3 separate regions of the Mus musculus genome follow, and all the other regions are linked to region 3. A link is a loop called in an ENCODE intact Hi-C map of the cell type or tissue named here. Cell type or tissue: gastrocnemius. All regions are shown on one strand. Links, peaks and the distances in the headings refer to the core of each region. The heading gives the core; the rest is flanking DNA. Region 1 overlaps Ankrd44 (ankyrin repeat domain 44). Region 2 overlaps Ankrd44 (ankyrin repeat domain 44). Region 3 overlaps Ankrd44 (ankyrin repeat domain 44).

Evidence for each region. Peaks named below come from ENCODE experiments on the same cell type or tissue, not always from the same donor. Only the 100,000 strongest peaks of a DNase experiment are listed, where the experiment ranks them.
Region 1: it touches region 3 in a loop (2.8-fold over the local background); 7 of 42 quality-filtered maps call a loop at or near these places.
Region 2: a loop joins it to region 3, with 4 times the contacts of the local background. A loop is called at or near these places in 19 of 42 quality-filtered maps.

The regions. Positions count from the first base shown.
Region 1 is chr1:54,739,015-54,749,609 of GRCm38, forward strand. Ankrd44 (ankyrin repeat domain 44) reads right to left here. Exons shown (of 28, transcript NM_001081433.3): 10 at 4,300-4,414. The region is part of intron 3 of 4930444A19Rik (a long non-coding RNA gene); the gene reads left to right. Among named protein-coding and RNA genes, the nearest start is that of 4930444A19Rik, 63 kb to the left of the region's middle. In gastrocnemius, for the core only: no CTCF peak of the experiment used is centred there; DNase peaks (open chromatin) are centred at 4,265, 5,351 and 6,855.
Region 2 is chr1:54,822,083-54,832,677 of GRCm38, forward strand. Ankrd44 (ankyrin repeat domain 44) reads right to left here. Exons shown (of 28, transcript NM_001081433.3): 2 at 6,530-6,613. Among named protein-coding and RNA genes, the nearest start is that of Ankrd44, 99 kb to the right of the region's middle. In gastrocnemius, for the core only: no CTCF peak of the experiment used is centred there; a DNase peak (open chromatin) is centred at 4,739; H3K27ac peaks cover 1,911 bases.
Region 3 is chr1:54,661,353-54,671,947 of GRCm38, forward strand. Ankrd44 (ankyrin repeat domain 44) reads right to left here. Exons shown (of 28, transcript NM_001081433.3): 18 at 6,020-6,221; 19 at 2,547-2,634; 20 at 1,302-1,419. Among named protein-coding and RNA genes, the nearest start is that of 4930444A19Rik, 15 kb to the right of the region's middle. In gastrocnemius, for the core only: a CTCF peak has its summit at 4,820 (motif pointing right); a DNase peak (open chromatin) is centred at 4,784.

The DNA of each region.
Region 1 (10,595 bases), core at 2,657-7,656, 78 kb after region 3:
GCCATTTGTATTTAGCTATTTCTAATTTAACAGTTAGCTGGCAACTCCTACTCAGCTATTCCAAAATAAATGAGGTCTGAAAGATGTTCCTGTGGAGTGCTATCAGAGGTGAAGGGGCTTTTGTACTAGAAGAATATTGGGGTCTTTTTAATTTTCCTCCTGTATCAGGGGACATGTTTGCTCCTTCCTATACATAATGTACTGTAGAATTTCTCTTCTCCCGCTGCAGTGAAGAACACTGTGTTTAAGGAGATGGAGTCAGAAGCCCTGAGTACTAGCTTTGCTCTTTCCTAATTACTTGATGATTGGCAAGTATATAATAGCTCCATCATCCGGAACTTAAAGAAAATTACAGTGTCTACATCACAGGGTAATTAGAAGGACTTGCTGGACTAAAGCACACAAAACATGAAACAAAGACACATTTCTTAACTTAGAATGGAATCATTTTATAATTATTTAACCTGACTTGTCCTCATTTTTTTTTTTGTAAAGTTCAAAACTTTAAAGGAAAGCTGTCATTCCAACCATTATTGCAGGTATTTGTGTACAGTTGATAATGCTAAGACTGGTTCCTGCATTTGCAGCCAACAATGCCATCAGTGGTTTGAGTAGCCCAAACACTCTAACATGGCTATCAAGGTTTTTTCTTGAGTGGCCATTGCCCAATCTACAGAGATGCTAGATTCTCAGTGAACATCTTTACACTCCTCCTGAGAGCCAAGCACATGCAGGTCCCCCTGTCTGACACTTCATCTTTCCTGCTGCTTCTTGTAATGTTTCTTAAACTTGTTAACACACTCTTGAAGGTCACTGCAAATACCTTTGGGATCTAAAAAGTCTTCCAGAAGAATCTTTTCTTTTTAATAATAATCTAAAGACTAGAACTAAGGCACACTTGGGTTCGTCTGAATGACATTTTTTTCATCCTGTTTATGCCAAACCTGTGCTGGCATTGGCACTTCATATTAACTGTATTTGTATAACATAGTTTGAATATAGTTGTCATAGGCCAATGGTAAAGACAAAAAGTTAGCTCTCATAGACATAAGCTGTATCTCAGCCTAGGGAGGAATAAGGACACTGAGATCTTTGCCTAAACAAAAGATGGCATAATGAGTTAGAATAAGGGGCACGGTACTGGGCACTGAGCCCATTGCCCCACCTTCCCCCTTGCAATACACACTGAACCCTTAAGGCTCAGCAGCTCAGTTGCCACAGTCTCACAGAGATGGTGGTTTGTCATTGCACAGCCTGAGGCACTACCACACATGTTATCAGACTGGCAATGGACCATATGTTGGTATACTGGATCTCCAGACCCAAATGGCCAAGGACAGGCTCTCAGTTTCTACTCCTCACTGTCTCTGTGAGCTTCAATGGTGGTGCTAACCACAGAGCACTTACCCTATGGAAATTCTGTGATAGTTACTTGTAACCTTTAGAGTGGTGCCTAGCCTAGGTAAGCACTCATGGTTGTCTGCTACTATACTGCTGTTAAGTTAAGCACTTTACACAAATGTTCTTGTCTATGTGCATACGTTTTACAGTTTTTAAAACATTCACTGATATGGTAACATCAAAAATCCAAGAAGTTGTAGCTGGGCTAATGCTTATTATTCAACTAATAATAATGAAAATAAGTTTACACTGAGGATCTGAAATTCTCTCACCACCATGACCTAATTAACAGAAGCTCATCTCGGTCTTAGTTGACTCCAGCTTCTTCCCAGAGGCCAGTCCTGGCCTTACAAGACAGGATTCTGTCTGATGCATGTTCTTATATCCCAGTGGCAGTGTTAATTGCTCTAGTTACATACTTAGCTTGTAGGATAGTCATTGTTAATGTAATCTGTCCTCAAATAGATTATATGTTTCTTGAGAGCAGTAGCCTATATAACCCCAGAGCTGGCACAGTGGGTTACAAGAGGCATGCAACAATGGAGTGTCACAGTCAGTTATCTAAGTAACTTCGGGAACTGTAAATCCGCAGTGATGGCTGCAGAAAGAACTAAGGGCATAATCAGTGAGATGGAGGGCTTGGCTAAAAGTAGATTCCCTTTTATCTTGAGAGACACACACAGCCAACACTGTTAGCCAGCGCTCCCTTCCTCTGCAGGTCCTCAGCCTCATCCTTAGCCTACGACCTCATCTTTTCTACCCAGGATACATGGGAGAGGCTGCCAAGTGTCTGCAGTCTGGATGGCTTCCAGTCTGTCTGGATGGCTATCAGAGGATCTTTCTTACTCACAAATGGGACTGTTAGACACAGCCCATCCTACACCCATTTATAATTCCTTAACAGCTTCCGAATGCCTCCAGATAGAATCCAATTCCTTGGCAGGACATATGAGATTCTTCTAGATTCTTCTTCCTCCATTCCTCCCTCATTTCTTCCAACCCCTTCACACATGTCAGGTCACCCAGCCCTAGGGCTTTCTTCACTATGGTAATATGCTTGTGTCCTTGTGGAGGGGGGCTACTCTCCATGAAAGGTCTTTGTTTATGACTTGCTTCCAGCCCCCAACTCTGTTGAACCTTCTATCCAATTTTTCCTCTGCTGGAATGTCAGGTCTTCTGGAAGTGCTGAAGAGTGAATTTCCCTAACTCTTTTAAAAGCTAGCTGCCAAGCTCCACAGTAACAAACATAAGACTACAATCATTTGCTCCTATGTGACCTCCACCATCACCAGGCCAGCACCCAGGAGGTCAGGGGAATCTAGTTCAACATAACAATTAATGAAGGTGAGCCACTGGAACTACAAAGCTACGTGTTCCTTAAAGTTCACTCCAAAACATCTGACCCTTGGTGAATTTGATAAAGAACACACCAGGGCTACCATGAACCATCTTAATTTTGATTTATTCTTTGGCAAGATGTTCAGTTATATTTACACACATTTGACAAACACAGAATTCCTAATATATGTTTTCCCTCCTAAAAATTCAGTTACGGCTACCCACAGTTAGTCTCTCTGTTCAAGACTAACCCCTGCATTTAAGCATTTAAGGTACTCTTGAATTTGTCTCTATTACATATTATTAGGTAATAAAATAATAATTAACATTTATTGATAGCTTACTGCGTATTAGGTACTGTTCAGAGAGCTTTTCAAAAATATTATCATTTTAATAAACTTTCCTGGTGTATTTAAATAGCTTCTACTCATTCAGATCTTACCAGAGAGCTTTCCTGGTAATTAAGTCATTTAATCTTACTAACAAACCCATAGATAGGTACCATTATTACTTCTATTTTTCAAAGCACAGAGAGATTGAGCAACAGGCTCAAAATCACAGAGTTCCAAGGTGAAGCAGGTAGAAATGGAGCCCAGACTAGTCCAGCAAACCTGGGTTTCCAAGCTCCATACAGTGCCGCTGGGTGGACTGTGGCTCCCAGGAGTATCTATGGTCAATGGAGGAGTCACAGCCCCCACAGAGGTATGCCCACCCATCTCTGCTGCTCTCCTCCTCCAGTGGGCTACTGCCATCCTCTGCTCTGCTCGATTCTCCTCCAGCCCCTTTGCACACTCCTCACACATAGCCACACCCCCACTCAACCTAAGCCCCAGATCTGCCCAAGTCTCATCTCTTTGAAGCCTTTTCAAAAACCTCTACCACCACCATTGAGTTTTCCCTTTCCTGTCAACTTTGACAACATAGACACCAAGCATTTTGCCACAGAAGGCCTGTTTTCCTTTAGAATTCTGATTTACTGTCTTTGGTGGGTCTTTGTCGTAAGTGAGACTTGAGACCAACAAAACTATGAGCTCTTTGAAGATGCAGGCAGGTAACTGCTCATGAATCTCCCTAAGAACTCAGCCCCATATCCAGAGATACGCTTTTGCCATTTGTGTGGAATTAAGTGCAAAACAAAGTCACACCGCCACATTTCTCCATGTGGCAGATGGACTCGACTGTATGCTATAACACTGTTTTTAAAACTGAGCAAAAACGCTGAGTAAATTTGAATTTGCCTGGTTATCTTTCCTCTTTGACAGTGGATGCTGAAACAAACAAAGAAACAAACAAAAACACTAGAAAGCAAAACTAATAAAAGTAGTCCAATGTTTCTGGCAAAATAGACCTGGTTTCGATGCAGCTGAAACCAGCTGGTGCCTCCTGGGCTCTGTCATTAAACTGCCTTCCTTGAGTTCAGATGTAATCTGTGCTTAGCATAATGGCATAGATCCACCTTACCCTGGATAAATGGGTGCCCTGCACTGTTCAACAGCCTCCCTCGCCAGAGCTCACTCCCACACGTGGCAGTTAGGCCACTGTATTTTCCCAGTGACCTACTTGGCTGTGTCGGCTCCGCTAGTGATTAGGGTGTTAATCAGGAGCTCGTGACCATGTCTCGCAGCCACATGGAGAGGTGTGTTGCCATCCTTATCCACACAGTCGATCTCACCTCCTAGAAGAGATGTTAATACAGCATCAGGCAAGGTTTCAGGTTGATTTGGGTACCACACCCTACCAGCCAACCATTGGGAACACCAACTATTGATTTCCTGTCTACCCCAGTGTGCATCCCTGCTCTATAGTATAAAAATGACAGTTACGGAGATGGCTCACTTTCCAAAACTGTAGCAGTGCCATGTCTGCAGAAAGAGAAGTTTATTAGAAATGCAGAAAAATTTATTTTGTCTCAAGAACCTAAAACTTTCTAGCTCTAACTGAACAATACAATCAAATTCCTTAAAATACAACCCAAGAGACTTATGGAAATTACCTCACACAATCCAAATAAGACAGAGCACCCAGGGAAAGGTTTGTGAAGTGCAGTGACCCAACTTAAAATGTGGATGAGAAAAGGCATGAATTAAATGCCAAAGATGCCAATATTTATTATAAATATCACTGTAGTGACCTGCAACCCTTTCTTTCATATAACATTTTCATTTTCCTGTTTTATTTTGCATTGTTTTCTCCAACATCTTATTTCATACTTCCCTTTCTGTTTGTATGGACACAACAGGTCTAGTTAGTTATCAGAAGAAGTGTTCAGAATAGATTAGATATTGTGGCATTCCCCCCTGTATATGTTTCCCTTAAGAGCAAACTATTCTCAAGCACAAATGTATCTCCTTCTCTTACTGAAGAAAATGAACATTGTTATAATTTTGTGCAACTCTGTGGACTCTGACAGCATCTCTTTCATACCTTACTCTGCATTTTGTTTATTTAAGATTCCCTCACACCATTAATATCTTTAGAAATGAAGCCACGCTTTGTAGGATATCCTAAATCTATGTCTTGCCTGATGGTTTCCTCTTTGGAATCCCACTAAACATGCTGGCCAGGATACTCCAGGACAGATGGGGTCTTTCCATGGCACTTCCTCATTACATGCTGGCTGTGTCGTTCTGATCCTGGGGGGTGTGATACGGTATTATACGCAACAGGCACAGGGCTTCAGGGTGGAAAGATGAAGCTACTGACGGTGGTTGTGTAACACTTGCAATCCCAGCACCAGCAAGTGCCCTTAATGGTACTGAACTATGAATTCTTTTTAAATCCATTTATGTATAATTTTACATGCATTGGTATCTTGCCTGCATGTGTGTAAGTGAGGGTATTGGACCACCTAGAACTGGAGTTACAGATAGTGGTGAGCTGCCATGTGTGGGTGCTGGGAATTGAACCTGGTCCTCTGGAAGAGCAGACAGTGTTTTTAACCACTGAGTCATCTCTTCAGTCCCGAATTATTAATTCTTTAGAAATAGCTACAATGGGGATGTTTCTGTTTTATATATTCTACTTCAATTTAAAAAAAGAAAACCATTTGAGTACTTAAGATGTTACCTGCCAACACATCCTATAGGCTGTGTGAATTTAAATTTAATATGCTATTTTTAAGCAAAACTTTTCCACAACGATTTCCCTCATACAGGGAGTACTCCATGCAAAAGCTATCTGACTACTGTGTATTTGCACTAGTGCCTTGATATATAGTTGGTACATTTGATTCTGCGTTAAATTTTTAACTAGATTCAATTTAATGTGTTTTATTCGTATTAAAATATTTATGCTTCACAAATCAAAATTATGTATTTTTAAAAGCCTCACGCTTAGGAGATATCTCAGATGGCATAGTGGTTGCCATGCAAGCGTGAGGACATAAATTGGTTCCCAGAACCTGTGTAAAAAGCGGGCACTGTGGCATGCACTTGCAATCCCAGCACTTGTGAGGCAGAGACAGGGCTCACTGGCCAGCAACTAATTAGCAAGCTCCAACTCCCAGTGAAAGACCCTGCCTCAAAAACTCAAGGTACATGGCTACTAAGGACAGACACTCATAGGTGGCCTGTGTCAGTGTGTATGAGTGTGCTTGTGCTTGCGATGTGTGCATGCCTGTGTGCTTGTGTCTGTGGTTGTGTGTATACACATGCACACACACACACACACACACACACACACTCCCCTTCCTATTCCCCCATTTCATCCTCACAGTTTTCCTATGATAACCATTTTCATCAGTTTTAGCATATGCTTCCTGTGTTTCTCTGACAGTGTCTTTGCTAACTATACCCTGGAACTCTAGTTGAATGGTCACTTCTTAAAGACAGCCTTAATATTATGCTATTGTGTTGTTCCTCCTGCCTGGATGAACTAGCTTAGCAGACTCATATCCTATGGATTGGGTTGTAAGCAACATTTTGCTATTACCAGGAACACTGAAGTGAAGACTCTCATGTGTATGTATCCTATTTGCATTTGTTAAGAAAATGGATGTGTCTTCTTGTTGGGTTCTGCCAACTCTCCCTCTGTAGGTGCTGTGTAACCTGCATGCTAACCAGCACTGAATGAGTCTGCCTCTTCTCCACAGACTCAAGCTTTTGAATACCTGCCATCTGATGGCTGAGAACCAGCATCCCAGTGGGATTTCATTTGCATTTATCTTATTATGAAGGAAGTGGAGCATCAACTTCTGTTTCAAGGGACATTTGTTTATCTTATCTGAAGGAATTTTTCATGACTTTTGTCCATTGTTCTAAATTTGTGTGTCTGTGTGTGGGCTTTTATTCATTTATTTTCAAAGGTGCTAAAGACTTTTGGTGGTGGTGGTGGGGTCTATGCATTTACCAGTAATACATGCTACAAATATTTTTGTCTAGTCTTCCTTTGTCTTCACCTTTGTTTATGGTGTTTTCATTCGGTTAAAAGATAATAAACTTTTTCCTTTATTGCATTTATGTTGCAAGTAGAACGGTTTTCTGCACAGTCTAGTAGCAAGGAAATTAACCCATTGTTTACTGCACTGGAAGCATCTGTTAACTTGACATGGCTGACCCATTTGAAGTTTATTTTAATGTCTGTGATATAAATTGTCTGACTAAATAAATGTTCCCCAAAGGCCTGAAAGTTCATAAGGACAGAAAGAAGATTAGCGGTTGCCAGGGTCTGGGGAGGGAGACTGGAGAATGAATGCTAATGAGAATGAGGTTCAATCCAGGAATGATAAGAATGTTCTAGAGTTACGTGTGATGATAGCTGTGTAACCTTGAGAAAACACTCAAATCTGCTGAATTGGATAGGACTTAGATCTCAACTTAAAAAATAAAGCCTAATGGACATGGTTGCTCAGGCTTAGAATCTCAGGACTCAGGAAGTTATGGCAGACAAATGGTGAGTTCAAGGCTATCCTGGGCTAAATAGTGAGTTTTAGCCTGGCCTCAGCTACATAGCAAGACCTCATTTCACGAGAGAGAGAGAGAGAGAGAGAGAGAGAGAGAGAAAATTTTGAGGCCAGAAGAGAGATACAGGAGATGAAAGGGTGAATCCAAGTAGAGAGGGCTGACTGCAGGGAGGATGAACCACAATAGGTCCTCATGTTCACATAAACAAACATACTCATTAACTGTACTTAAAAATACAAATATCCAGTATTAGAGCAGAGAAGAGTCATTCTAAGGTTAGCTTTTGGTTATCCTATTCAGAAATAAATCTCTGTATCATTATGGAAATCTGTACATTATTGAGCTATTGGACCATGTTCATAGATAACAGGTATAGAGTATATCTCAGTAAAGGACTATGCTTAACCAAATAGTTACCTCACTCACTAGTACTGTAAAAATGAAAACCAAAAATCACTAGTCAACCAAGTCCCACCACCTTTGACCTTATTTTCATTATTAATTATAACAACATATTAATATATTCATTTTTCACAAGATATACTAATATTAGTATATCTAGTACACACACCTAGACACATGCACACTGTATTTGCCAAAATAAGAAATGAAAATACATGAATGAATGACTTTGATCAAGTTATAAAGATATATTTTGTTCTAAACAATGGATTATTGATAAAAATAATCAAAGAAAAGACAAAAAAGAGAAAAGAAATTATTCATAAATGTACTGATTATAATATAGTACTAGTGTTCTGGAATCTTTTCTTTCATTTTTTGTGAGTGTGTGCATGTTCATGTCATAACTGTGTGCATGTGTGTGTGCATTTGTGTGTGCATCTATGCATGTGCATATTCATGTGTGTACATGTGTGGATTATATGTAGAATTTTCCATGGCTGAACTCATATAGTGTAGAAATATTTGTGTCTTGCATTCTCCCTTAATGCTGCATTGAAAGATTTCTATGTGTTATTTTTTTCACTAATATAACTATAAACAGCTATATAATATCTATAATTTGGAGCATTTACTTAACAAGTCCCCAGTCACTAGACATTAGAGACTCTTTCCAGGCTTTTGCTATTAAGAAGAACAGAAGAATAAACAATTTCTGAAGACTCTTCACCCTGCAGCTCACTTCCTCCAGCAGCACTGTTAGACACAGAACTGCTGGATCAAAAGTCTGCACCTTTTAAAGGCTCTGGATAAGCAGTAGACAAACAGCCTCTGAGAAAGGCGGTGCCGGTTTACTTCCCTGTGAAGTATTCTCAAGCATTACCTCAGAGTCTTCCTGGCCAGGCTCCAATGTCTTGTGATAAAAATATTACCCCGCCCCCAACATCTGCACATCTCTTCATTCCTCCTTTGGTTCATTTCACCGAGGTTGTTTTTTCAGGAAGTAATTTTTTTTTTTTACTGGATAAGTATATTTTTAAAATATGACAGTTGATAATCTTTGCAATAAAAATAAAATACTAAAAAGTGTGTGGCTCTTTGCAGAGGAGGCAAAACCAACAAAAACTATGCTTATCACAGAAAGATCCGAGGGACTTCCCCCGTCTAAGAGACGTGTGTGTCTTAGTCTTTACTCGAAGAATCAATTTGCTGCTGACAGGTTTGTGCATATGTGGCTGACAACTTAATACTGTTTACAGAAGGTAACTCCTCTTGCCTTTGACCATGGCAGAGAACTATCAAAGGCTGCCTGAATCTAACACTGCTCTCTAACTCAAATCTGTGTCTCTCTGCTGTGGCATTCATTTTTAGAATGAATTATTCAAACAAACACACTATGATCATTCTTGTAAGCATAATAATTATATATCTCTCTATAGAATATATATGTATATATGTGTGTATATATATATGTATATGTATATATATGTGTGTGTATATATATATATATATGTGTGTGTGTGTGTGTGTGTGTGTATGTATATGTATATATATATAAAATTTGAAAACTTTTACCAAATTGCCAATATAAATTCTGATTAGGGTGATCTTTCAATGATTTCATTTTGGTTTGCAGTAAATGTAATTATTTTGTAATAACAAAAATGATAAAGTTAATTTAATTATTGTGATCATCTAGGGACTAGAGAGCGATCTCACTGTGGCCTGATTTTAGAGGCTTCCATTTAAATCATTTTTATGACCTGATAGTATCTAGGGCAGCCATTTGGCTCCTGTTGTTCCCCAGCACAGTTTTGGGTGTAGATATCTATCTAAGGACCTGAGCTGTGATCTCCCCGAAAAGCTCAGCCATGAACCTGAGCTAGGGAGATGAGGAAGGAGATGCTCAGACTTTAGAAGCCTTTGTTCTGGACACCACTACACAGCCTGGCACGCTTCCAAGCCGAGACCCACCAACGGTTTCTCAAGACCAGCTCGCATCTAGGTTTACCACCCTCAAATATGACAAAAAGTGAGAAGAGAAAGAAGATGGTGCAAGTATCAACAGGGGAGGAAACCACTGTCGCCTGAGTCTGAAAGGCTTCCACTGATGCTGTCATTTTATAAATCTGTTTAAAGGATAGTTGGCATATGTATATGCTTTTGCTGTCATTTCAAATATATTTCAGGGGAGCATCATAACAATAGAAAAGTAAGAGAGATTTTGCATTTGTATCTGAAAATGTGTTTCTATTAAAATAAATCCTCTGGATGGCTGAGCTTTTAGTTTATCAGCACTCAACAGACATTTCTATTTCCACTTGAAAATCTTTAAGCCTTTCTCGGAGTATACATTAAATTATACATTAAATGTCTTTTTACCCTTTGTCTGAAGGCTACAAGTTAAACGCGGCAAACTGATCATTAATAATCAGTGAGTAAAATAAGCTTTCATCACATTAAAGGTGTGCACAGCGTGTTCAAAAGGGACTATAAGCACTCATCTGAAATTAGCTTTTCATTGCACAAGCAAGAATGGTCATCTTAAGTTGC
Region 2 (10,595 bases), core at 2,021-7,020, 160 kb after region 3:
TAAAAATGCATTCTATTTTCTAAAGAACTAGTAATCTGCCCTAACAGATACCCAGATAAATTACAAGCTCACTACTCTCATTTGTCTTGTTCTTTAAAAAGCCCATTCTTGTAAAATATCAGTTTCTTTTTCTCTCATTTGCATCTTGAGATTAACATTCCTCCACCACCTACATTATTTTCTGTAGTCAAAGTGGTAGCATGAATCATTTCTTCCCCTTTGCTTGCTATAAGTTCTTTGCTTTTAACTTAAGATGCATTCTATTACAGTCACATATGAGCCCCTCCTTTCACAGAACAGAGAAAGGAAGCAAAGTGCATGTGTACTTGGGTCAAACTTTGCTGCAAATGATAAATATTACATGAATGACGAAATTGGTTTTTGTATAAAATGAGTAAATTAAAATCAACAACTTGTGGACAACTCAACTGTTTGAGACTACTAATTAGTATGTATTGAGCATTAAATGATACTGAAGAATACTTGCTAATTTCATTTGCTATACTAATGTATAGCATGTATACACCATGTGCACATGCATATACATCTGTGTGTGCGTGCATAGGTTGCTGTTAGTGGTTCTTTTTAATGGGAAATAAGCACCTCACATTTGGTGTCACATAGGAGTCACAAATCTTCGAAGTGTAGTCTTTCACAGTTGGAAGACAAGGCTCTCTAAAGCTACTTCAGGCTGAGAAGGAAGTTACGACGATTTACATGCTGACTCAACCTACCAGTATCTCTAACACTAAAACAAGAAGACGAAACAGCGCCATGAAGTACTACTGCTGCTAAGAGCACAAGGCAGGGCTGGGGCTATCTGAGGCAGTAGCAGGCATTGTCTGTAGGAGCTCTGTCTAATGGCCTTCCAGGGTCTCATCTGTAAAGACACTCCTCTCCTCTTTAGACAGCCCTGTATACTGTCTCTTAGCTTTGGAGCTGAAATCTTCTTGCTGTAGCTTACAACCACCTGGCATAATGACAGCGTAGATCCAATTTAATGTGACGACAATGTTCACTTGAGCTGTGTGCAATGGTTTCCTGTCCTAAGTCTACAGCACAGGACCAATTTGTCTCTTTCCTAGTCTCTGTGTGGCACAGTAAGACCATCTTCATGGTGTAGGGTTGCTGTAAAGGGATCCTACTGAGTTCCAAGTCTGATTTTGGAGTTGCTAAAGACAGGAACTTTGAGGTTGTAAATTAAGATGCTGTTCTCTATCTACCTTCTGCTCAGTTTGATTATTACAATGGAAGATTCTATAATGTCCTTAGTGATCACCCATATCTGGGTCAGTTTACATAGATATCTTGGCATATACAACAGCTATCCCACATCTCTAGACTCTGATACACCACTCATGATAGAAGCAACAGAAGGATCCAGAGCGATCATCCTGCCATTTCACAGGTTCCTCAACTCAGTCTACACGACGTCAGCCTTCCAAACAGCTCATCCACTTTCCAGCTGCAACCTGGGGACACTCGCTCAGCCAGCTGCTTCCTCTGGTTCAGTGATCTGTCCTCTCTGGGAACTAAAACATAGGTGACAACAAGGTGACTCGACATCAGAAATAAGTGAGGCTGACTGATTCTCTCAGTGTGTTGCCAGGGCTGCTGGGTAACTGAACAGTGAGAATGAATGTGAGCACAACCATGTCATTGCACACACCATCTCTTGAACCTATGACACAGGCAGGCACAATTAACTGACTCAGAAAGAAGACTAAAGTGGTCAGGGACAAAGAGAGGACTGTGGGAGTTGAGAGAACTCCCTTTTCTGGGTCAGGAGGAGGTAATAAAGACATCAGAAGGAAGAATTAGGGTAACTTACTGGAGACATTAGTAGGGATAGAGGGGAGATAAGGCTGGAACATAGAGAAGTCAACACAGGAGGAGAAAAGCATAATTGGGCAACTCAATCTAGATGAAGTGTAGAGTCCATGAATAGTAAGCGGAGGCAATCAAGTTTGGAGAAGCACAGAGAGGCCAATCCAAACAGCATTGTTTTCTCTGCAATGATCAACTAACCAAAGGGTGGTGTGCAGCAAAGAACCCATGGCCCATCAAATGAAACGTAAATCAAGGTGAAAATGTCAGAGCTGAAAAATGAAAGCAATGAGGCATACTCCAAGAGTAAAGCACGTGTCCACAGCCTGATCCCAGCATAATGATTCATTGGGGTCAGCTAGGAAAGCAGAGGGTGAGAAGGAGAGGTGGCCGGTATCGCCTTCCAGGTCACTTCCTTCCTTGGCATACATATATCATCAGCTTCACCCGCTTCCTAAACTACTGAGCTCTAAGCACTGGGTGTCTTCCCTCCTCACACCCTTTGTTAACCTCACTTTCTCTCGACCTCTGCTTCTTAACCATTGGGTCATGAAAAAACTGGCAATCCTCACAAGTGTCTGAATGTGGAACGATCAAATTTCAGTTCAAAATCAAACACATAAGGAACCCCGGTGTTTCCATCCAGCTGGCCCATGCTGTTCCTCGGGACTTCACTGTGCCTTTGTGAACATAAGACATGCATGCAACACTGCGCACGCCATCGGGCCACACCCCAACAAGTCGTTCCTGCAATGCTCAGCTTCATTCAAGACTGCTGTATGTTGAAATCCGTGGTTTTACTGCACAAAGTTTTTGTTTGTTTAGAAATTTTGTGATTTAGTGGTGGAAAACAAAGAATTTTATTATTTCCCTACTATCATTCCTTAGCATGTATATATCAAATTAGTATTATCTTTGGGTCTCATTGTGTTGGAATATTTTATTTTAAAATTGTTCTTTAAGAGCATGGGAGATGGCTCAGGTGGTAAATATTACTTGCCTGATAAGCATGGGGACCCGAGTCCAGTCACCAGAACCCAGGAAAACGAGTGAGGTGTCCATACCTGCTCACAAACCCATGTACGCACACACAGAGGTACACACAAAACTGTTGCTTGAACTGATGGTTTGAATTTCGTAAGAAAAACTGTTCAATTTGGATAATAATGGCATTTCCAACAATTTTTTGAAAAGTCCTAAACATACACATGCCATTTTATTCCATGCATGTATTCACCACACTGACAATTATAAAAACTAAAAGACACGGAAGATACTCTACCCTGCAGCATCAAATATTCATCCAAGATTCGATCCTTTATGTAAAAATTTTAAAGTCCATCAAGAGGCTGGATAGATGCCTTAGAGGTTAAAGCATTCACTGCTCTTGCAGAGGGCCCATGGTCCATTCCTAGCAGCCACCTTGATTGACTGACACACAGTCAGCTGCAGATGTAGCTACGAAGAACCCAATGCCTCTGTGGGCACACACCTGCACACACATGTACCTACCCACACAGACACACACATATCTAATGCAAAATTGAAACGTTTTAGAAGTATATCGATCTCATTAATATACAAATTGGCCTTAATCTTTAATAAGCAATAAAAGTAAATGTATACCAAAAAGGAGTTGTTTTAAAAGAAATTTATTGCCAATAAATGTTTGGTTTTTATCAAACCTATTTTATATGCCTTTATACCCAAGGTTACATAAAAAAAATGTCTTGCACAGAGTGTGTGTCACGTGGAAAATGATTAAGGAGCCTTGCTCCAAATGACCTACATTGGCAGTGAGAGATTGGTTCAACACAGCCTACAGGCCTGTGAGAGTGGGATTCAAGATCTCCTTTACACACATGGCAGGGGGAGTCGGGGAGGAAGGGAGTCTTGGGAGCTGTGGGTGGAACAAAAAGAGCAATGAGCCTCCAAAATGTGAAAGATCCCACTGAGTACCTCGGGCCTGGTCTCTCTACTGATATACTCAGTCATCAGCAACTTCAAGTCCTCCTTCGCTGCCTTTTCTGCTGCATATCCCCTGCAGATACAGGGTGACTCCTCCCTTCACCTCCCTTAGCCTCCCGTGCTTATTATCACAGTTCAGACCCTGCAGACTGGCCTCCAGCAAACCCTGGAAAGTGACTTCTCATTTCTTGATTTCACTTTGTGAGCTCCACAGTGGAGCCCACTGTCTTGCCACTGCTGTGTCTCTCATGCTTAGCACAGAGTTGCGACACAGTAAATAACTGAAGTGTGAAAAAGATGGCCAAAACACAACTTAGTGGAATCACTTTAACTCCCTGGAAGCTTGTAAGATCAAAGTTGATTGTGCTGACTTTTCAGGGGCGCAGTAGCACAGTGATAGCCCCTCCCCCAGAGTTAGGTGTGGCTATATGACAGGTCACCAAAATGGAGGATGAGCAGAAGGGATATACACACTCCACACTGACCCAGGAAAACCTTCCCATGCTTCCCCTCTAGGTTTATTGTTCTTTCTTCAGCCAGACTGAAGATGACCCTCACAGTGACCTTAGAAAACCTCACATTCATACCTCAGACCCCACGTAAAAAGGGGACACTCTTCCCATGTGTTGCTGAGAGAACTAAGCTCCGGATTTCAAACATTCATTAGTCATCTATGTGTTACAGAGCTAAGCCTAGGTAGCCAATCAGCAACGGGTTGTTACTTTTCCAAAAAGAAAGAAAGGTCATTCAAAGGTCAGTACAATTTCCCGAGATGTAGATGATTAAAAGTTCTGTTTGTTTGTAACTATTAGGAAAAGATAGTAACCTTGCCTTAGGCTTGCCAGGGCTTGGCCCACAGCCACCAAATAGTCTAGGCAAATTCCTGTGATGTCAAAGCTCTTGACAGTGAACTTGCTTCATAGCCTCCACCCCACAGGTCCTGGACCAGTGCCCAGCTGCCTCTGCAAGGCCTCTGTCCCTGACTTCATCCTGGCTTACCTTGCAAAAACACATCTCAAAACATTGCCCTGTTGTTCTTACTGCCAGCTGAGGAGAAGCTGCCAAAAGGCTTTTGAGAAAGCCACACCAATCTGGACAGCCTCAGACAAAGGCTGCTCCAAAGGACCTGTCTTGGAAGGGAGCCGCCCGCCAGCAGACCTGAGAGAGATACCTCCTCAAAGGCAGGTTATCACCCCAGGGAAAAGATCTGCTTACACTGAAGATGGACGACTCGCCCTGTCTTTTCTACTGAACACTAAACTGTAAAGAGGACTCTTCTCCCTAAGGGACCTGAGGACTTTGATAATCAGATTGTGTTAAGTGAATTAGCAGCACACCCTGCACCTAATCGCTTGTTCAGCCTGACTCTAAGAAACTATCAAAAGGGTCACTTCTTGGCCAATGCTTGTGCCCTTTGGTGCAAGTGACTGATCTGTTTGGAAATGTCCCAGATACAGTCTATGTGTAGATCTTTTGATAGATGTGCCATAGGTCCTTTTAGGAATTCAGTGAAATACCTTGACCCTTTTCTCAGCAAAATATGCAAGATGCTGAAGCACACACAAGGTTTCAACAACTTCAAAGAGCACGGGAGTAAGAGCTGCAGAGAGTTCAATGGTTCATCCCAGGGTCATGGACTCCCTAGGGCAAGAACCAGCAGACTTTTCCTACAAAGGGCAGGGTTTGAGTGGCCCTGGCTCAGTCCAGACCCCGGGCTCAGCAAGGCAGTGTGAGAGCAGCAGAGACAATGTGTGCAAGATGGACAGCCACACTCCAACAAAACTGCCGCTGGACACTTGTTTCAACTTCCTAGCAACCATGCATGTCTAAAAATGCTATTCTCCTCATCTTTCTTCAATCACTGGGAAAAAAACAAAAAGTTTTCATATCTGGTGGTCCACAGGCCCAGGTTGCCAAATTTCACCAGAGCCAAGGTACATTACATCAAGAAAGAAAAATGGTATAGCTTCACTATCATTGCCTTCTTAATAGGGGCCGGCATCCTTCCTTTGTGGATATACAGAGCAAACCACGGGAGTAGTGGCAGTCGGTGTGACACTGTCACCAGGAGACATCACAGCTATGCAAGAGGTAGTGGCAGGTCATTCAAAACGCAATGCTCGCTGCCAGATGCGTCGCTGTATCTTAATGGGTCATAGACAGGATATAAAGTAGGGGTTTCCCCCTTCTGGTTTCAACTCATAGTTTCTGCTTTTCCTGTGATGAATGAGTGTGATTGACAGGGAAAGCATAAGACCCTAAATGAAACTCCATGGCCTCAAGACGGTCACTGCAACTGTATAAACACTCACTGAGATAGAGTTTGGGGCCTTGAAACACTGTGTGATGTTTTAATTTATGAGTTGATTAGAATAAGGTCAATTTTGATAAGCATACAGATTACTGCATCCTAAATTTGATTTTTTTTTCTCTGTTTTGCAGTGTTGGGGGGTCTAACACAGGCCTTTTGCGTGCTAGGTAAGCACTCTCCCCTGGAGTGACATCTTCAGTCCCTTGATCTTTAAATTTTTTTTACAACTATATTTCAACATAATTGATTTAGTCTAACCCTAGAGTTTCACTCCATGGGTTTTGTTTTTTTTTTTTTTGAAACAATAGTCTAAAAAGCAGCCCTGAGCTCTCACAATTTTCTACAGGGGTTCACAGCACAGAAAATGTCAAGAGGCCTTGCTTGCCCCACAGGAGGACCCATACAACAACCACAGTCTCTCACCAGTGCGTTTACGTCTTCAGTCTTATGGATGAGCATGCGAATCTCCTCTGGGTCGCCACTGAAGATTGCCTGGACCAGTGGTGGCTGCAAAACCAAGAAACTGAGTATTAGGACTATAACTAATATACATACCTGCGTTTGCATGCAGACAGCAACAAGGATATTTGTTCCCTCTAAGTTTATTAAGAATTATCAATGAGCAGGCAGAAATAAATAAGACTCCACCTACACGCACAAAGTATCTGAGACCTTAAAGACCTTGTCAAGAATATGACCAAACACAGGTCTCTATATTCAGACCCTATTAAGGACTAACCCTTGTCACTGCCAATTCAGATGTTGAAGTCACTGAAGACTATGCCTTTGCGGGCTGTTGGAAGGTTCTAGCAGAGGATCACAGATGCTCTGTACCTTGACAAAAGACTGGTCCTCTACTCAGGGAAGGGCATCTTCTTTCAAACAAATGTACAGCTATGGGAGGGATAGAGATTGCCCTCACATCCAAGACAAGCCCTTTGTGGAGGATATTATGACCTAAACACTTGTGGATCAATCTTCAAAACACCTTGCAGTTGTTCCCAAATACTTCCATAGCTTTAGCCAGTGGGCACTGGCTGTCTTACAATGATTATATAACTACTAGTTTAAAATAAGATATAACAAGGGCTAGAGAATGGGGGTTTGGAAGAGCAGAGAAGAATCCATTATATAGAAGAAGGAACTATAAAGTGTGACCCAACTGCAAGGACAGTGAGCTCTGTGGGATAAGAGGAAGGAAGGCACCTCAATGACCGAGTGTGGGTTTCTAGATGGAGACAGAAGGGCAGCCCATCCTAAAGAGAAGGTATGCACGGAGTGGATGTGCAGAGAACCTGCCAGAAACCATCACTGGGGTGAGTGATAACTGTGGGAACGTGCTGGGTTCAGGGGCTGACGCTTGACTTGCCCCACATGGTAAAAGATCTTCTTCACAGCCAACTCCACCATTTTCACTTCCCTGATGGAATCTGAGTCTAAGCATGGCCATCGCTGGCCACGCCCCTCATAAGATGGTGATTAATAGGGCCAAATGGCATAGTGAGAAATTTTTATGTGACCATTCAACTCTACTCAAATAATGTTTTCATTAAAAAAATGGTTAATGCTATCAATATGGAATATTTGGCCTCTTTTCCCCCTAAATTTCAAATCTTGGCAACTACATATATGTATTTGCTTACAACTTCTGTAAATGTCTTAGTCCTAACAGACAGCTGGATGATGGCAGTGCCCCAAGTTTGACTCAGCATAAGAATCATCCGAGCTGCTTATTCACATAAGATCCCTACGTCTCTTTCCTGAGAATCCTGATTACGTTTATCTAGAGAATGGGACTGTGAGTGTGGAATCGAATAAGTCAACACCTAACTCTTTGGAGCTAGAAGCAAACACTAACCTCAAGTGGCTCTACAAAGAGATCCTCCCCATGCCTGCTAACCAAGTCCCCAGCAGAACCACGCCAATCTTTTCACACTGTTCTGTCTGCTGAGCTTTTAGCAAAATGGTGTTGGGTGAGTTTCTGCCTAAATGAACCTTGGTGGAGAAAAAAAAAAAAAAACCAACAGCCATAAGGCAACATGTAGAGACAGAGTCAGAGTCTGGCAGACTGTAGTGTTAAATCAACAGAGGAACAGAGGTCGTATGACAGCTGACAGACTCAGAGTCTGAGGTGTGAGGCCAGCCCAGGCATCACCGAGCCAATGGTCAGTCACTGAACAAGAACACAGTGATCCGCACAGGGCCTCTCTCATGAGCACAAGGAATGCAGACACTCTGTAGGACGCATTAAGTCCTCAGTCTCCTCAGGCGAGGCAAACCTCCCAAGCAATGGCTGGAATGTCCCCAAGGAGAGGCTCCCTGACACAGCTGCCAGGGAAGGGTGCCAGAGTGGTTTCTAAGCACATGGAGGTGTATCTAGCTTCCCAAAGGCCCCGGGCCTAGCTCTGCTCAGAGCTGCTTCCCATACCACATGGTCAGACGCAGATTCCCTGGCTTCCATGGGAGGAAGCTGAACTTTTGAGTGTCTTCCGATGCTACCATCACATATATATGCATCCACACACCCACGACCGTACATACATGCACTGTGCACATCCTCATCTATGCTTTGACATGTATGCATAGAGACACGTGTTAAATCACTTATAGATACCTCCCACTCCCTGTAAACACGCCTGTTCTCCACAGCCCATGCCAGACAGACCTGTCTTCTCCATTATGCTGTCTAGCTGTCCCCACTGTCTTCACACCTGTGAACCCAAGTGTAACCGGCTCCAGAGCAGAACTTCACAAACAGACACTTTGCTTGCATAAAGACTGTGCCGGGGCCTAGCAAACACAGAAGTGGATGCTCACAGTCAGCTAATGGATGGATCACAGGGCTCCCAATGGAGGAGCTAGAGAAAGAACCCAAGGAGCTAAAGGGATCTGCAACCCTATAGGTGGAACAACATTATGAACTAACCAGTACCCTGGAGCTCTTGACTCTAGCTGCATATGTATCAAAAGATGGCCTAGTCGGCCATCACTGGAAAGAGAGGCCCATTGGACACGCAAACTTTGTATGCCCCAGTACAGGGGAACGCCAGGGCCAAAAAGGGGGAGTGGGTGGGTAGGGGAGTGGGGGTGGGTGGGTATGGGGGACTTTTGGTATAGCATTGGAAATGTAAATGAGCTAAATACCTAGTAAAAGGAGAAAAAAAAAAAAAAGACTGCATGTTTGCAGTGACTCTCCGGGAAGTCGTGCTCTTTTATAGACTTAGGGGCCTCTCTCTTCCTTTCTCTCCTTCACTCTCTCTCCCACGGAGAACACAGTCAGAAAATACTCAGGGAATTCTGTTCTTTGGGAATTCAACCTCGGGTAAACATTTACCTGCACGATTATTCTAATTACAATCTTTTCTCCATCAGTACTGGAGGGTTACCTCTGCCACCTATTCATCATTATAGCATTCCCAGTTTTTGCCTTAGTGGTGCTAAGCCTTAAAAGAGAAGCTTCCCCGGCACAAGGCTGTGCCTTGGGGTGCACAGTTCAATGGGTCTCCGCTACCCACAGTTTGCTCTACATAGCTTTCAGTCAGGGGCTGTCAACTTCAGTTCAAAAATATTAAATGGAAGATTCCAAAAATAAACATTTTTCTTCTTTTACATTATGCATCATTCTAAAAAGCATCACAAAATGTTGTGCCACCTTGCTCTATCCTGCCTAGGATGAGAACACACTACCTGCCCGCGAGTCTCGGTGCTACCTCAGCAATCAGATCATCTGTCGCTATGTTCAAGTGTCCCTTATTTATCAATGTCCCCAAAACGTAGCAGTAGTGGTGGTGGTCATTTTATTACAGCATAATTGCTGTATTTGATTACTGATCATTACTGTTAATCTATAAATCAAGTGTGGTCATAAAGAAGTACAAACACACATGATTAAAAGAAAGCGTCGTACACACTGGGTGTGGTACAATCCGTGGTTTCAGGCCCTCACTGGGGTGCTAGGGATACATACCCTGCAGGTAAGGAGACACTATTGTATTCTTTTAAAAACTCCAAATACCTTAGTCCAAATATAGGCAATGTAAGGCTGTGCAGTGCAGGATTTGGTGAACTCACTCTCAAGAGTCAAAATTGTGAAAAAACCATAACGGGAGAAAGAGAGTATTTTCAGTGATGCAGCAGTTACTTCAACTTATATTACTAGGATTTGCTTTGCACCTCAGCAGCTACACCCTGGCAATGCTTGCACAGGCCGTGAATACTAGCACCATCCCCTGAGTGACCCAGAAGGCAGCTGCCATTCCCAGTCTGGCTTCCCAGTGGCATAAGGGGTCGGGGCAGGGTATTTGGATGGGGACTTGTTCCCACTTCCATCCACTCCCATCTTTCCTGGAAGGGAGGACAGACACATTTAGAGGTGACTGGCAGACAGGCTGATGACACATGGCCTGTATGGAGAGCAGAGAGGAGCAGAGGGCTCCTTGTATTTGATAGCCATTGTGAGTTCTGTAGCAAACATACACAAAAAAATAAA
Region 3 (10,595 bases), core at 2,039-7,038:
CCCAGGAGAAGTATTTTGGAGCTCTCTCTCCAAACATAACTACGGATGGTATCATGATACCTTAGAAAATACTAGCTTCAGAATCAAGGAGGAATATGTTAAATCCTGGTTGTCCACCCCTGTCAGACACAAGTGAGTCGGCCTTTCTCTGACTCAGTATACTCACTATGAGAAGGCAGAGAAACAATGACCTCAGAGGTTGCCCAGTACTAAAGAGACAACACACTTACATTGTGCAGCGGGCACGGGGATGCATTCTGGGAATATCTCAGAGAGTCTGTACACAATGCTAGAAAGCACAGCCTATTCCCCTCTTAGGCTGCCCAAGAGAGCTGTTAAGCCTAAGCTAACATGCACAACACATTACCCTAATGGACATCATGGGGTCACAAGGGTTTGTGTATCTAAACAGCAAAGGTGCAGTAAAAGTTACACAAGAAAGGAATCGTCTTCAGCTCCATTCTAACCGTATGAGATCACTGCTGTATGCACAGGCTATCACTGACAGACATATATATGTGATGTCCCCTAGACTGCTGCATGGCCCAAAAGAAGTGCAAAGAAACCAGAACTGTGATTATGTTGATAATCATGGAAAATACTTTTAGTCACCAGCTAGGGTGCTTACATCACTTCTACATAGCAATTTTATAATTTTTACCTTTGTCTAGTTAGCCTATTTTTTTTTGTCCTTCAAAAATTAAATCAGCAGATGTGTAAAAAGACTTGGCCACAGGACACATAGATTGTCATCGTTTGCTGCTCCAAGCAACAGATATAGTGTGAATGTTCAACACCACTGAATTCATTCTGGCAGCTGCACACATGAGTATTATAAATTCTGCATACAAAATTATACAGAAGAATATTTTACGCCACGGAGAACGGTCCTTTATCTATACTAAGAAAAAGAGAGGCCACGGTGTGTGTCTGCGCATGCTCGTGCATATGTGTATTAAATGTGATTATCTCCAGGAAGTATGATTGCTGGTGATTTTGATTTTCTTTTTCTGTATGTAAAAAATTCACTTTGCAAATTTTCTACACTTTGCATTTTGTAATCAGAAAGGAGAGCGAACCCCTCCAACAGTAGGTATCACAGTCCAACACAAACTCCTAAGAGCAGGGCCAAACTGTAGCTTTCATTTGTGTCATTGTATAAAATTCTGTAATTTTGTTTTGACTGTGAAGCTAATTGGATATATTATGAAACATCTTTTCCCCTAAAGCTTCACACAGAGAACACTGAAGCAAGCTCATTGAGGAGGTAACCTAACTGAAGCAGAGGAAGATGGACATACCCCTCTATGTAAAGCCGTGCATCCCACTATGTCGACCGCATCTACGTTTGCTTCCTTTTCAAGTAACAATGAAACAGCATCAATGTGTCCATATGCTACTGCAAGCATCAGCGGGGTTCTAGGAGAGAGAAATTGGTATTTTAAAAGGAGATTTAAAACAAAACAAAACAAAACAAAACAAAAACAAAACTAATTCCAGTGAGAGAAGAGGTCTCTTTCTATCAAAAATTTCCCAGTATTTCCTATGTTTCTAACTCGCTACTCCATGTCATGTAGAACAAGCCACATGGAATGTTGGCTAACATATAGGGCAGTCACATTACTTCTAACATTTTCAAAGGCCATGTGGCGACCACTCCATGCCAGCCGGCTGGGGCTCGGCTGGGGCGTGTGCACACGCAGAAGAGCCTCTTGCCTCTGTCACAGCCTCTGCTGTCCTAGCAATCAATGTTGGTCTCTGCTCAAGATCTGCCTGGATGGACAGAGCTTCCATGCTTTGAAGCCAAGTCTGGCCAGTGTAGAAGAAAGACCAGGGCCCTGCTCTAGCTGTCACTCAAGCTCCTGTGCCTGGGGACAGACCTAGAGCCTTTCTGTCTGCACTTCCTATTTGTAAGAAAAGCCCGGGCGAAGACTAGGCCAACAGATAGAAACTGAAAACAAACTCAAGAGAAGATATAAATCTGAAGGAATTCTTTATTATTTCCAGGACAGAAACCAACTCTCCAGGTCTGCCATTTTGCTATTATTAGAAAGTGGGTAAGTGGTAGGTAGCTTTAAATGTCAAAGGTAGAGCCGGGTGTGGTGACGCATGCCTTTAATCTCAGCACTCAGGAGGCAGAGGCAGGCAGATTTCTGAGTTCGAGGCCAGCCTGGTCTACAGAGTGAGTGCCAGGCCAGCCAGGGCTACACAGAGAAACCCTGTCTTGAAAAACAAAAACAGAAACAAAAACAAAAACAAATGTCAGAGGTAGGAAGAAAGAGGAAATACTAACGACTGGGAAGCATGGCTAGAGCAGGGATAAAAAGGCGCTCACTGTCAATAAGACGCGCACACTGAGTGCTTTCTTCCCTTTAGTACAGGCTCTGGTGGCGGGCCACACCTCGGGGTTCTAGGCTCCTGACCCATGAGTTTCACAGAGAGGTGCTATCCTAGAACTCAGCACTCATCCCTATCCACTACTCAACAAGCCAACCAAGCTGCTCCTGTGACTGATCATAGCAGAAGGCCAACATGAAAACACTTACTGTCCCTTGGCATCTTTCACATCAACCACTTCCGGATTGTCTGCTGTTTCAAGTAGTAGCCTCAAACACAGTGTGTGACCATTAATAACTGAAAAAGAAAATGACAGAGATTTTTTTTTTTTTTACATAAATCAACATGGCAGGTTCTCTCTCCCAAGCGAAGTTTGTGGACAAGTCAGTTATTTCTCACGGCTGCTAATGGACTGTCCTGGCTTCCAGTTCAAGATGGCCCAGGTGGCTCAGGGAAACCCTGTATCCCCCCTTTCTTTTTATCCATACACTTCCATCTTTGCCTTCCCCTTTCTGTTTTCGGAATTTTTTAAGCTCACTGTCCTTTCTTATCTCCCTGTAGAGGGCTGGTAAGTGTCCCCGCCTGCTGTCAGTCCACTCTACTTCCATATAACCATCCTGTGTCTAGCCCATCTCCAGCTCTTTCTAAAAAAGGAGAAGAGAATAGGGATGAGAGGAAGAGAGAGAGAGAGAGAGAGAGAGAGAGAGAGAGAGAGAGAGAGAGAGAGAGAGAGAAACAGAGTGGTGACCACTCTTGTAGATCAGTGAAGTCTAAGTTCCATATTCCACCTACAGTTCTCATTGGTTAGTGGCGGCTGAACATAGAACACCAAAGCAGAAGAGTGAGCATAGCCTGGGTGGTCCCTCTTTACCAGCACGGGAGCTCTGTGGTGGTGGTGATCCTCAAACTGCAGCCTTGCCCTTGCAGGGTCTTAAGAGTGCTGCAGCAGGTGCAGTTGCTGTCCCTTCTCTTCCTGCTGGGTGAGGACCCAGAGATCTTCAGGTCCCTCATTAGGGCTGCTGAGCCTTACCTGCCCCAGCTACCCCGCAGTAGGCAGGAAGTGTCCTGTAACCCCAATGCCGTCTCTGCCTCATGGGGCTGAGGGCGAGTACCAGGGTGTGTGTGCCCTGTGCATAACTGAATGTGCTCCTTTAGGAGGTGGGGCCCCAAAACGGATGCTGGGAAGCAGATCTCATGGGGTGGATGGTAAACTCCTCCTCTATGATAAAGCATGTCCCCTGGTGTCCTGAGGAGAACCTTTGCAAGGCCTTACAGCTGTCAAGGGATCCACTCAGGAGATAAGGTGAGGATGGCTATCCTTAACATGCTGGCCATGGCTTACTCTCTGAGCAATGCACACCCCACAAAGAACACCAGACTTCCCTCGCTCTGGATACAGCGAGAGAACTGAATGGATACAATGAGGTTGTGTTGAGAAAGGTTCCTCTCGGAGCTGTTTTACAGTCATTTTAATTGCTGGCCAGTCATTAAAGAATGGTAATTTAACTTCCACGGTTTTCTGGAACAACGTTTATTAGAATTAGCTCACATTCATGGACACCATTCAAATGCACAGCAGGAACAACGCCATGCTGTTCAGCTCCTTTTCAGCATCCACTGATACATACATACTGGGAGGACATATGATGGATTGGAGTTCCAGGCCACATCCTAGCAAGGCTACCTCTGCTATCATTCTCAAAATTATACAAAAGCCTGTTATCTTGTTGAAATTTGCAGGGAGTTTAATGTATCCCCAAAAGGAAAAGATTGGCATAGGGCTGACAGCTAAATCCTCTCATCAATGGCTCAAGGAATGGAATCAACAGGACTTGGCTTTTCTTTCTGTATCAATTTGATATATTTGATATTCTTTAATGCTCACAATCATTCCAAGGACATTTCAATTTTGGCTAAACATAAGAAAAAAACCATCTCGGTTCACATTGGTCAACCGGTGCGCCACAAGTCATCTCCAGAGAGGCTTTTGTTCTTTGCTTAGCTGTCTGAATTGAGCTCACAGCCCTAAGGAAAACTTAGGGACCCCCCTCCCCAACACACACAAGAGTAGCAACCTCAGTTCTCCTTGGGTTCCCATGTACTGTATCCCCGCCCCCTAATGCCTTCTAGAAGAAAGATATTAGCATTGTTAGCTGTCCCCTGCCAGATCCAGCTCTCTGGGAGACTGGGTCAGTCTCTGACAGCCGTTTTTGACACTGCTCAAAGCCACAACTGTCAGTGTTTATCTGTGCTAAAACCTCCAGTGTTCATTCTGGCTGCCCCTCCTCACAGCACTGAGGGTCTCGACCAAAGGAACAGGCTTCCAAGTGAACTGAAAAAGAAAAAATCCAGCTAAGCTGATCCTCGAATCCCAGGGGGAAGCTTCTGCCCAGCAGACATTTTGTGGAGAACAGTTAAATGACAGCCTGTCTTTTAAATAGATGGCATGAGAGAAATCAAGAGTGAATCTACTTGACCACTAGAGGGAACCCTTGGACCACACCTACATCACAGTGGCAAATGGGTGAGGATGGCCCTTCATTATTCACCAGTTTTGTTTTGTTTTGGTTTGGTTTTTTTTTTTTTGTTTTTTTTTTTAATTTATTCACAAGTTTCAAAGGCAGCCTTCCACAATCGATCCAGGCCATTTGCAATTGTTAGGAATTACATAGTAACAAAGTGAGTTTCTGGCTTAATAATAGGCAACCACTCTTTAAAATGAGTAAATTTGATTTGACAATCATACCAAGGAAAGCATGCCCTAAGAAGCAAAAATACTGGTGGAAACAAAAATGTATAATTGGCCACCCCAGCCATTACTGACCTTTTCCTGGCAATAATTCTTTCTAGACAGTCAGGCAACAGGTAGGCTTCCTCTATTTTTGTATGGTGTGACTTGGAAGTTAAGAGATATAGATAGAAATGTGCTTCTTTTTTTTCTTTACAAATAATTAATTACATTTGTATTTATATTGTCGTGCATTTGTCATGGTAAGCATGTAAAGGCCCAAGGACACCTTGAGGGGAGTCAGTTCTCTCTTCTGCCATGTGGGTCACGTTGATCAAACTCAGGCCGTAGCCTTGCAACAAGAACTTTCACCCCCCACCCCACCCCCTCAGGATCTCATCAGTTCCGACAGAAATGTATCTAACTGTCTAGCATCCCTAGAAAACAGTCAACTAATGAGAATCATGCAAGTCTCTTAGAAATGTGTTCTCATTCCTTCACTTCCTCTACAAGGCCACGCCCACTTTCTGCTCTCTTTTGAAAAATGTCATATTCCATCCTTCTCAAAGGTTACCAGAATGGAATCGTCTGAGCCAAAAGGTACTCGGGCTTTAGCAGGGCCAGAGATTCCCCCAACTTGCCTTCATATATGTGTATATATCCCTTCATATGTAGTGCAGAAACATTCCAGAAAAGCCCCATCCCTTGTTGACTGATGTGCACATGTTAAGGGTTTCTGTTTTGATATCAGATGCGTCAAGGGTCAAAGTGAAAACTGAATAAAGCAGTGTGCAGGTTGATAGAAGGATGTGTTTATTAGCTCCTTGTCTGCTAGCCCCTTTGCAAAACAGTCCTAATGATGCCATTAATGCCTGTGAAGCCACCTTGACACATTTTACCCTTTTATTTAACTCTGTACATGAGTTGTAAAACTCAGGAATACACAAGACCTACCTGAAGCATGAAGTGGAGTTCTTTTGGTGACATTGTCCTTTACAAAGATGGATGCGCCCTGGTTAACAAGTGCCTCCACACATTCTGTGTGTCCCTTGAAAGCAGCTAGGTACAGAGCTGTCCGGCCTTTCTCATCCCTGATGTCCAGGTCCACTAGGGACTGGAGAAGGACCTCCAAGGCTTGGTGATGCCCATTGTATGCCTGCAAAAGAGAAAGCCACAAATCGAATCCTTACTTGCCTCAAATCCCACAACAACCCACCTGAGGTGCTGAGCCTCCTGAGTCACAAACTCCAAAGATCCCCTTGTAACAACACTTGGGATGGAATCTAAAGCCCACACACTGAGGTTAGGCAGAAACACTAGTTCATGAACCTCTGGTTGCAAGTAAATGCCTTTGTGTTTTTTTTTTCCCTTGTCAACTAATTTGCTCAAAGGCATTACATCCATCAGTATACATTTATTAGATCTACAATCTAAAAATCTAATTTAGACAAATGGCTGTGTGAATTACATGCTCATCTCTCAGGAGAGTCCTAAACAAATCAATGGACACTACAAAAAGATTTTCAGGAATCTTTTCTGTTAATAAAACTAGGGGAAAAATTACTGGAAACATTGGGGACTCTTAATTCAATCTACAAATGCAAATCTTCCCTCACAGCTCATCATGTGACTAACCATGAGGGTGTAGGTGACTTTCTTAATTGTACTTAGAGTTTTGTATCCTCATCTATAAAATGAGAGCAATAAAAGCTGCCTCCTGGGGCTGCCACAAAGATGAAGAGAGATAATTGCAGTGGCTTTGCACAAGATCTGATATGCAATGGAAGCTGTTCTCTTCCCTGTTATTTCTTCCACTGATCATAACGAAGCCACTGAACCAGTTAGGGAAATGCAGGACATGGGCGAGGGCCAAGTTCAGATCTCTTATGAGGTCCTAGGCTATGTAGCACTAAAAACAAGATAGACAGTCTGAGACTTTTAATTTAGTCTACAAAGGGAAAAAATATTAGTCACATGCCTACAATACATAAGCAAAGGATCTTGAAAATAAAAGAGAGTAAGAGGTAAGGTTGTCTAGGGGGAAGTGGGTCAGAGAGATGAGAGAGAAATAGGAAAATTCTGCCTTAGGTGGCTTCAGACGTCCTTTGCCATTTGCAATTTTCTCTGTACTGCTCCTCAAGGATCCATGTATTTGCAAAAGATTTAGCACGAAGGACTATTTTCTTAATATAAAAAGAACTTTTGTAAATGGTTTTGAAAACTAGGAAAGTGTGCAAAAGACCCAAAAATGCAGTTCACAGAGATAACAGAAGTGTAAAATGCCAACAGATATTCAAAACACTATGTAAAATGTTTATAGTGCTATTTTGTAATTACCTGGGCAATGAATGAAGAGTTTGGCCAGGTCCCTAATATCATTAAAACTGTGAGTGGGGAGGAAGACAGGGGAAGCAATCCTAGACACTCTGATGGGCATATAGGTTGCTATGACATTTGCGGAGCGTAATAAGAAAGTGTCCAAAAGAGGTTTTTAAGAAACTACATTGCAGGAAATATATTTAGCATGGCCTCATTTATATAAAAAGAAAATGTATGTGTGTATATTTATATTTGTGTGTACTTCTATAGTCACAGGAAAAATTCAGAAGGATACCAGAGAAACCAATAATAGTGGTCACTTCTAGAACTAAGGGGTATTAAGCTATATGTGTATTTTAAATTAGCTTATGCCCTTCCAGTTGGCACCAGCTCCAGGCCACCTTGGGCACGAACTTGGTGGATGATCCCAAGGTCCCCAGAGGACTCTCCAGGCCACAGGCGTCCTAGCATGCCCAGGATCTTAGGATCACTGGTAAGTGGAATGCAACATCTGTTCCAAACCAATTGTGACAGGCCTGGGACAGCAGAACCAAGGAAACAGGAGCCCTGCCTGACCAGCGGCTCAGGTTACTTCTGGTTGGTGCTGGTATGCCTTGGTTTTGAACACAGCAGACAGCCCCATGGTCCCCAGAGAAGACACCACTTCCAGGCACTTTAACATGCCCAGGATCTTAGGATTCCAGGACTCCAGGATACCAGGATACCAGGAGCTTGATCACACCAGGATCTCAGGGTCTCAGAGGAAGCATGACTGCCAAGAAGCATGACACACCAAAAATCTCAGATTCACAGGATCCTGGAATCACAGGATCACAGAGAAAGCTGGACTCTGAGGAGTCCTGAATCAACCAGGATTACAGGAAGGACAGGCTCCAATCAGATATATTGAGAGCAGCAAGCAATGGAGATAATTAGATGGCAGGAGGCAAGCATAAGAACAGAAGCAACAGAAACCAAGGTTACTTGGCATCATCAGAACCAAATTCTCCCACCATAGCAAGTCCTGGATACACCATCACATCAGAAAAGCATGATATAGATCTAAAGTCACTTCTCATGACGATGATGGAGGACTTTAAGAAGGAAGTAAATAACTCCCTTAAAGAAATACAGTCGAACACATCCAATCAGGTGAAAGAATTGAACAAAACCATCCAGGATCTAAAAATGGAAGTAGAAACAATAAAGAAATCACAAAGGGAGACCACTCTGAAAATAGAAAACCTAGAAAAGAAGGCGTGAGCCAATGATGCAAGCATAACCAACAGAATACAAGAGATAGAAGAGGGAATCTCAGCTGCAGAAGATACCATAGAAAACATTGACACAACAATCAAAGAAAATGTGAAATGCAAAAAGATCCTAACACAAAATGTCCAGGAAATCCAGGACACAATGAGAAGACCAAACCTAAGGATAATAGGTATAGATGAGAAGATTTTCAACTTAAAGGGCCAGTAAATATATTCAACAAAATTGTAGAAAAAAACTTCCCTAACCTAAAGAAAGAGATGACTGTGAACATACAAGAAGCCTACAGAACTCCAAATAGTTTGGACCAGAAAAGGAATTCCTCCTGTCACATAATAATCAAAACACCAAATGCACAAAACAAAGAAAGAATATTAAAAACAGTAAGGGAAAAAGGTCAAGTAACATATAAAGGCAGACATATTAGAATTACACCTGACTTCTCCCCAGAGAGTATGAAAGCCAGAAGATCCTGGGAAGATGTCATACAGACCCTAAGAGAACACAAATGCCAGCCCAGGCTACTATACCTAGCAAAACTCTCAATTACTATAGATGGAGAAACTAAGGTATTCCATGACAAAACCAAATTTACACAATATCTTTCCACAAATCCAGCCCTTCAAAGGATAATAAAGGGAAAACTTCAACCCAATGAGAGAAACAAAGCTCAAGAAAAAGCAAGAAAGTAACCTTTCAACAAACCTAAAGTAGACAGCCACATGAACAGAATTCCAACTCTAACAACAAAAATAACAGGAAGCAACAACAACTTTTCCTTAATAGCTCTTAATATCAATAGACTCAATTCCCCAATAAAAAGACATAGACTAAAAGACTGGTTATGTAAACAGGACCCAACTTTTTGCTGCATACAGGAAACCTACCTCAGGGACAAAGACAGACACTACCTTAGAATGAAAGGCTGGAAAACAATTTTCCAATCAAATGGTCCCAAGAAACAAGCTGGAGTAGCCATTCTAATATCGAATAAAATCGACTTTCAACCTAAAGTTATCAAAAAAAAAAAAAAATAAGGATGGGTACTTCTTACTCATCAAAGGTAAAATTTACCAAGATGAATTCTCAATTCTGAACATCTATGCTCCAAATGCAAGGGCAGCCACATTCATTAAAGAAACTTTGCTAAAACTCAAAGCACATTATAACTCACACAATAATAGTGGGTGACTTCAATACCCCATTATCATCAATGGACAGATCCTGGAAACAGAAACTAAACAGAAACTAAACAGTTATAGTGAAACTAACGGAAGTTATGAAACAAATGGATTTAACAGATATCTATAGAAGATTTCGTCCTAAAACAAAAGGATATACCTTCTTCTCAGCACCTCATGGTACCTTCTCCAAAACTGACCATATAATTGGTCACAGAACAGGCCTCAACAGATACAGAAATATTGAAATAATCCCATGTATCCTATCAGATCACCATGGACTAAGGCTGATCTCCAATAACAACATAAATAATAGCCAACATTCACGTGGAAACTGATCAACACTCTACTCAATAGTAACTTGGTCAAGGAAGAAATAAAGAAATTAAAGACTTTTTAGAGTTTAATGAAAATGAAGCCACAACATACCCAAACTTATGGGACACAATGAAAGCAGTTCTAAGAGGAAAACTCATAGCTCTGAGTGCCTCCAAAAAGAAGCTGGAGTGAGCATACACTAGCAGCTTGACAGCACACCTAAAAGCCCTAGAACAAAAGGAAGCAAATTCACCCAAGAGGAGTAGATGGCAGGAAATAATCAAACTCAGGGCTGAAATCAACCAAGTGGAAACAAAAAGAACTATACAAAGAATCAACCAAACCAGGAGCTGGTTCTTTGAGAAAATCAACAAGATAGATAAACCCTTAGCCAGACTAACTAGAGGGCACAGGGACAGTATCCTAATTAACAAATTCAG